Linked DNA regions of Homo sapiens: region 2 is linked to region 1. A link is a contact called in ENCODE Hi-C or POLR2A ChIA-PET data. All regions are on one chromosome and are shown on one strand. Each heading gives the region's core, a stretch centred on a gene start or an enhancer-like site at or near the end of the contact. The rest is flanking DNA. Distances are from core to core; before and after follow the strand shown. Region 1 holds the start of OLFM1 (olfactomedin 1). Region 2 holds the start of PPP1R26 (protein phosphatase 1 regulatory subunit 26).

Region 1 (2,996 bases), core at 150-2,649:
AGGGAGGGAGACTCACGTCCTTCACCTCTCCTTTCAGCCTAAAGGGCCAGTGGTCTGGGGCGCGCCTTCCCGGCAGCGGCCCCTTCCCCGCGCGGCCCTCCGGGTGGCGGTTTCAGCTCAGCCTCGCTCAGCCATCTAAGTCAGCTCTGCCCAGAAGCAGCCCCGGCCACGGTTCCCCTCCCGCTAGGCTCGAGAGGGAGACGCGATTTCAATTTCAGAGGCCAGGAGGGAGGGGTGCGCGCAGAAGACGAAGGCAAAGGCGAGGGGGTGAGCGCCCAAGGGCAGGCTCCCAGGGGCCCCACCCAAGCCCCTCGGCACCGTCCTCGGAGGAGAAGGAACAAACCCTCCTATGGACTGGGGAGGAAAGGGCGCCTTGGGACTTTGGGAATGCAGGCGCGGGCAGGAGCTCCGGAGCCCACCGGCTGGGGCCCCACTCCCAGCCCGGTCCGGCCAGTCTGGCTTTTACAAACTAGGGCGGGCTCAGTCCCCGCTGGACCGAGCCCAGACTAGGGTCTAGCGGCGGCTCCACCCCTCACTCGCTGAGTGTGACCTTGGACAAGTCCCCAAGTCCCCAGCCTTAGTTTCCTAACCTTTTCAATGGGGGGCTCATGATTACTGACCCAGGACTCCAAGCCTCCGAGAACCCACCAAGCTCCCCCGGCCCCGCGGCGAGGGGCCCAGACGAAGGAAACGCCGCCCCAGGGGCGCGCGGGCGGAGATGGAGTGGCCCAGGCTGGGGGAGCGGGGAGCAGGGTCGCCACCGCTGCGCCGGCCCGCGACGCCTGCCCTTGCCCGCCCTGCTCCCCGCCGCCTCCCTGGGCGACTCGGGTCCCGCGCGGCGCCCGCCCAGCCCGGGGCTCCGGACCGAGGAGGGGGAGGAGGAGGAGGAGGAGGAGCCGCGCCAAGGCGGCCGGCGGGCGCACTTACGCCGGTGCTGCGGTCCAGCGTCCCGCCGCCGGCCGCCGAGAGCTTGGTGGTGTTGAGGCCCACCAGCGAGGGCAGCGTCTGGGACATCCAGTTAGTGATCATGGCCATGGTGCTCAGCACGACCCCGATCTTGAGCAGCGGCACCGACATCGCGCCTCGAGCTGCCTCCAGCGCCCGCTCCGAGCTGGCACCGGCTCCCGCGCCCAGGCGGCCTTCAGGCGGCGGGCACCGCGGCGGGCAGGGGCGCCTGGCTGTGTCCCCGCGCCCCCTCGGCCCGCCGCCGCCCGCCCGCCGCCGCCGCCGCCCCGCGCGCCCCGGCCATCGCCGCGCCTTCCCCGGGCGCCAGGGAAGGTGGCCAGGTGGCCTCTGCCCGCCGCGCCCTGCGCCTCGCGCCGCCCGCCCTGCGCCCTGCCTTGCCCGGCTGCGTCCCTCCGGGCTCCTCCGCCGCCACCGGGAAGCGCCGTCCGGCTCTGAGCGCTGCGCGGGCTGCGCGCGGGGGCCGCGGCCGGGAGGCGGGGCTCGGCCGGGCGGGACCGACGCAATCCGCCCAGGAAATGGGTGGATTTTTCCTCTCGCTCGGCTCCCCGCCGCCCCCTGGCTGCTGGCAGCGAGGTCTGCAAACTCCAGTCCGCCCAGGAGTTGGGATCAGGGTGACATGAGGAGACGGACACACCACCACCCCCAGATCATAAAATACCCGGCGGCGGCGCGGGGACTCCAGCTGGGGGCACGGCCCGCGGCCCTCCCGTCCCGGGGCTTCTCCCATCCTCACGCCGGGGCATCCCTCTCCGATCCCCGCAGAGGGTCCGCTTTGGGGCAAAGGTTGCCGGCAGAGAGACGGCGCCGTCCTGCCTACTGGAGCCCTTTTCCGCGGTGATTCGAGGGTCCCAGCCAGCCTGGGCCGTCGCCTGAAACCCAGCAGGCAGGGCAGGCTCCGAAAAGCAGCCAGACTCGCGAGGGCCTCCAGCGCCAGGGGGGCGTCGGGGCATCGGTGGAGAGCTAAAGGCGCCCCTGCGATCCCAGGGCAGCCGCGGTGCCCTAAGGCCTTGCTTGGGAGGAAGGGAGCCAACCGGCACTCCTGACACCTGCACAGCAAGGCGGGGGCTGGGGTGGTCTGCCGTGGCCCGCGGTGCGCAGTGAGGGCCCTGGGAGGGCGCACACCCGGCAGGAGCTGCATAAGGTCTGGGGCTCAGGCCTGGACCTCAGGAGCTGAAGGGACCACGCCCATGAACCTGGTGTTGGGGAGGTGGGTGTGTGGGGCGGGGACTGGGGTCTGTGGTGGAGGGGTGTGGGTTGGGGGGTGTCCTTACTGACTCAGGGGTGGCGCTCGAGTCATGGCGCCCAGGCACAGAGGCAGGGCAAGTGGCGCACGCTGCCCCTCTTCCCGGCCCTCTGCGGCGACCGCAGCAGGACTCACGCGTGTCAGTCCCACCTGAAGCGCAGGCCTGACTGGGTCAAACACGTTAATAGGGCTTTTGCATTTACAGAAGGCTTCTAATCGGAGATGAAAGCCACTTCCTCCGGGGCCTTCCATTAAGCTTTCCCAGCCATTTGGGAAGGAAAGAATCCTCCAGATCACTCACTACACTCTTCTCTGCCTGGGCGAAAATTAATCTCCCTTCCTGGATGGGATTTGAAAGACGGACGCCGGGCCGGAAGGAGCGCGCCTCCCTGGCGCCCGCCTGAGAGGAACAACGCCTTCCTGGGGCTTTTCTCTCTGTGTGCGCAGTCCTCGGCTGAAGAGACTTCAGCTGCAGCCAAGATGATCCTGGCCTGAGTGCTGGGTGTGAGACCCGCTAGTTAAATGAGCCCCTCAGATCTGCTTTTCTGATTAATGCTGTAATCTCAGGCAGCCGGGCTGGGTCGGATGCCAGGAAATTCCAACTGTTGGGGAAGGGCGCCATCTCCCAGTGTAAGCTGGGACTGCAGGCCCGGCTCACAGACTGGGCCCAGGCGGAGACACAAGTCCGGTTGGGCTGGCTTCGCCCCCCTCCTCTGGCCATGCATGTTTAACACCGATTCAAGGCCACAAGCCGTGTCTGTCCAGATCACTCACGCCGCTTCCCGCT
Region 2 (2,996 bases), core at 183-2,682, 390 kb before region 1:
CTTAGAGATAGGTGTGGGCCCAAGCCAGAGGTGCAGGCTTTGTCAAATTGCTGCCTCAGGATACGGTCTTGAGGGTGGCTGTGGGGACACCCAGCACCTGCACCCCAAGGCCACACGGTGTCAGATTTTAGGAAGCGGTGGAGAACACTCGGGTACCTTCTCGGTCCAGACATCAACCTTCTGGAGAGAACCAAAGCACCCACACTGGGCCCTCGCCATCCTAACAGTCTGCCCACCTGTGAGAAACGCCCCCAAATACTCTACATTTCTCGGTTGGCCGAAAAGCAGCTCAGCCAGCGGTCTTACCTCCCAGGTGGGGTTTCCCCCCAGGGTAGGGAGGCCAGGGTCTGCAGGCCAGGGAGAGGAGCCCCGGTGCAGGAGCGGGCGGGGCAGCAGGAGGACCCGCTCCAGCCACCCAGAAGTGGGCGTGGGCTAGAATTCAGCTCCCAGCCTTCCAGAAGCTGCAATTTTACAACCTCACTACAAGCGTCCCCCAGCAAAGCTGCACCGCCATTTCCTGTGCTTGGGAACTGAAGGCAAGGTGAGCCCCTCCCGGCTGCCCCGGCCCGACCTCCCCTGACTCCCAAGCTTGGGCTACTCACGGCCTGCGGGCTGGGCAGGGTCCCCCAAGGGAGCTCCCCTCCCCGAGGGCGCGCTCACCCTAGCCGCTGGGATCGGCGACCTGGTCCTCGGCCCGGCGGGAGTGAACGCCTCCCAGGGAAGAGGCCGGGCCTCCAAGCAGGTCTGCACCCCCGGAGTTATGTTTCTGGGATCCGAGGACTAGCGAGCTTGGGGCCCGGGAGAGCGGCCACCCTCCCGGAAGCTCCGCCTGGCGCAGGGCGTGAACCGCAGTCTCCAGGCCGGCCGGGCCGCGGCCATTCTCGGAGGGCAGCGGCCGCCCCGGGCCGGGCCAAAGCTCCCCACCGCGGGCCCTCACCTGCGCCTCACCTGGGGCTCCAGGAGCGCGGGGCGCGCGGGCCGAGAGTCGCACGGAGGCCAGAGACAGGATCCCCGCCCGGGGAACGGAGCAGCCCCGGCGCCGATCCCCGTCCGCCTGCCTCGGGGAGCCCCCGCCGCCCGCCCGCCGCGGCCTGCACGGCGCGCCGGCCCCGGCCTGGCTGGCCCTCCTGTCCCCGACCCCCCAGCTTCCCAGCCCCCGAGCCCCCCGGCCCCGGCCCTGCACCCGCTCACCTCCGCCCGTCCCCCGCCGCCCGCCGCGCGGACCCCGCCTGCGCCCGCGTCCCACGTCCCGGGGGAGGCGGCGGGCCGGGGGCGGGCCGGAGGCTGCAGGGCCAGCGCGCTCCGCCCTCGGCCGGGGCGCGGGGAGGGGGCGCAGGGGCGTCCGGCCGGGCCCCCCGCCTCCCCGCCTCCCCGCGCGCCGCCGCTGCCGCCGCCCCGCGCCCGGGCCGCGCCGTGGGAAGCGCGGGAGGGGAGGGGCGGGGCGGGGGGCGGGGCGACCCCCCCAAGCCGCCCCCTCCCCGCGACCTACCGGACGGTGGCGGCGGCGGCCGCACTCCGGAAGCCGTGCCCGTGGCTGGGCATCATGGGAATGGCACGGCCGAGTTCCGGGGGAGGCGCGCGGCCCGGCCGGACCCCCGCCCGCGAGAGCGCGCCCACCTGCCGCCGCGCCCGCGCCCCGGGGACGCCCCCGCCCCGCCCCGCCCGGTTCGGACGCGGCCCCCTCCGCGGGGTGCGGGGCGAAGGCGCTTGGGCCGGGCCGAGCCCCGTGCTGCCCGCCTCCCGTACCGCGGCCACCTCCGGGGGGCGCGCAGGGGGCGCGGGGTCGCCGGGAAGTTCTGGGCGCGGGGGGCGTGGCCGTGGGAAAGCGCTCGGAGCCGCGGGAAGGGAGCGTGCGGGGCCCCGGCGCCAACCGAGTTCCTCCCCGAAGTTCACGCGGGGCTCCGGGCTGAGACCGGCCCGCCCGCCCCTCCAGCCCCACAGCCTTGGGCCGGGGTCGGGGGCGGCCCCCGCGTGTCCCCGCGGCTGCCCCACCCGAGCTTGCGGCGGGGAGTGGACGCACGACCTGCCCGGGGCGGCGGCTCCTCGAGCACACCTGCCGCCAGGTTCGGGGGAGGGAACAGTTTCTAGGAACTGCCCCGGACCTTGAGGCCGCTGCTGTTTCTGCTTCTGCTGTGCACTGACCATGTGACCTTGAAAGTCTTCCCAGTTTTGTTTTATAAAAGGTCCAGGGTGTGTGCCCGAGGCTGGCGGTGGCCCGGGTGTGCTCAGCATCCCCGGGCGGCGGGGAACGGGCAGACCCGACTGGATCCTCCCTCAGCGCCCACTCGTGGAAGGGGCAGATGGTGCGCAGGGGCACCGCGCTGCTTCTGTAAGCCCCCTGGGCCCTGATCCACACGTGTCTGGGAGATGAATTTGTGGGTTCGGTTCCTGTCTAGAAAGTGTCAGAGATTTGATAGGATCAAAATCAGAGACTTGCCTTGGAGGGGTGCTTCTAGTCATGCCAGCCTGGGAAGCTGGAGGGCCAGTTTTGGGTCAGGAAACCCATTAAAGAATTGTTTTAATGCCTTCGTGAATTTTTTCAAAAAGCAATTTTTTTTTTCTCATGAAATAATACTCTTTCATTACCAAACTTTGGGGAGATGATCTAATTAATAAGGTGACTTCCCAGAGACATGGGCTGTTAAGGTTTTGGCATGCTGCTTCACAGTTTTTAAAACAGTGCTGTGGTGAACAGCTTTCATGATGCCTCCTTAGAGCGGCTCTGAGCATTTCCTGCGGGCAAATCCCTAGAAGAGGCCGGCGGGCCAAAGACTATGCTGCATTTTGCCAAAATGCCCTCCAGAAATGCGGGGCCAGCCTGCCGTCCACCCACTGGTGAGCGGGCATGCCCGCTTGCCTGTCCTCTTGCCAGCCCTGAGATATGTCATTGCGTTATGTCTTTGGCAGTCTGATAGGCGAAACAGCCCTTTTCATCACTTGAATCCTAATTTCTTTGACTGCTGGTGATGTTGAACATCTTTTCATTTTATTATTGG

Evidence for each region. Hi-C counts contacts between places; a loop is a spot of excess contacts on that map. ChIA-PET counts read pairs that join two places held with the same protein, here RNA polymerase II (POLR2A). Pooled maps may share reads with other maps.
Region 2: a map of IMR-90 shows a loop between it and region 1 (16-fold over the local background). The contact joins the promoter of PPP1R26 here to the promoter of OLFM1 in region 1. A Hi-C loop is called at or near these places in 4 of 168 maps with a recorded cell type or tissue (HCT116, IMR-90, chondrocyte and 1 more) and 12 of 50 pooled maps. POLR2A ChIA-PET finds 5 or more read pairs at or near these places in 1 of 52 experiments (WTC11).

What each region holds. Positions count from the first base shown.
Region 1 is chr9:135,086,071-135,089,066 of GRCh38, reverse strand. OLFM1 (olfactomedin 1) reads right to left here and starts at 1,399. Exons shown (of 6, transcript NM_001282611.2): 1 at 928-1,399. The coding sequence starts at 1,077. RefSeq lists enhancers at 1-743, 1,378-2,238, 2,239-2,996.
Region 2 is chr9:135,478,218-135,481,213 of GRCh38, reverse strand. PPP1R26 (protein phosphatase 1 regulatory subunit 26) reads right to left here and starts at 1,432. Exons shown (of 4, transcript NM_014811.5): 1 at 1,192-1,432. RefSeq lists silencers at 791-840, 851-910.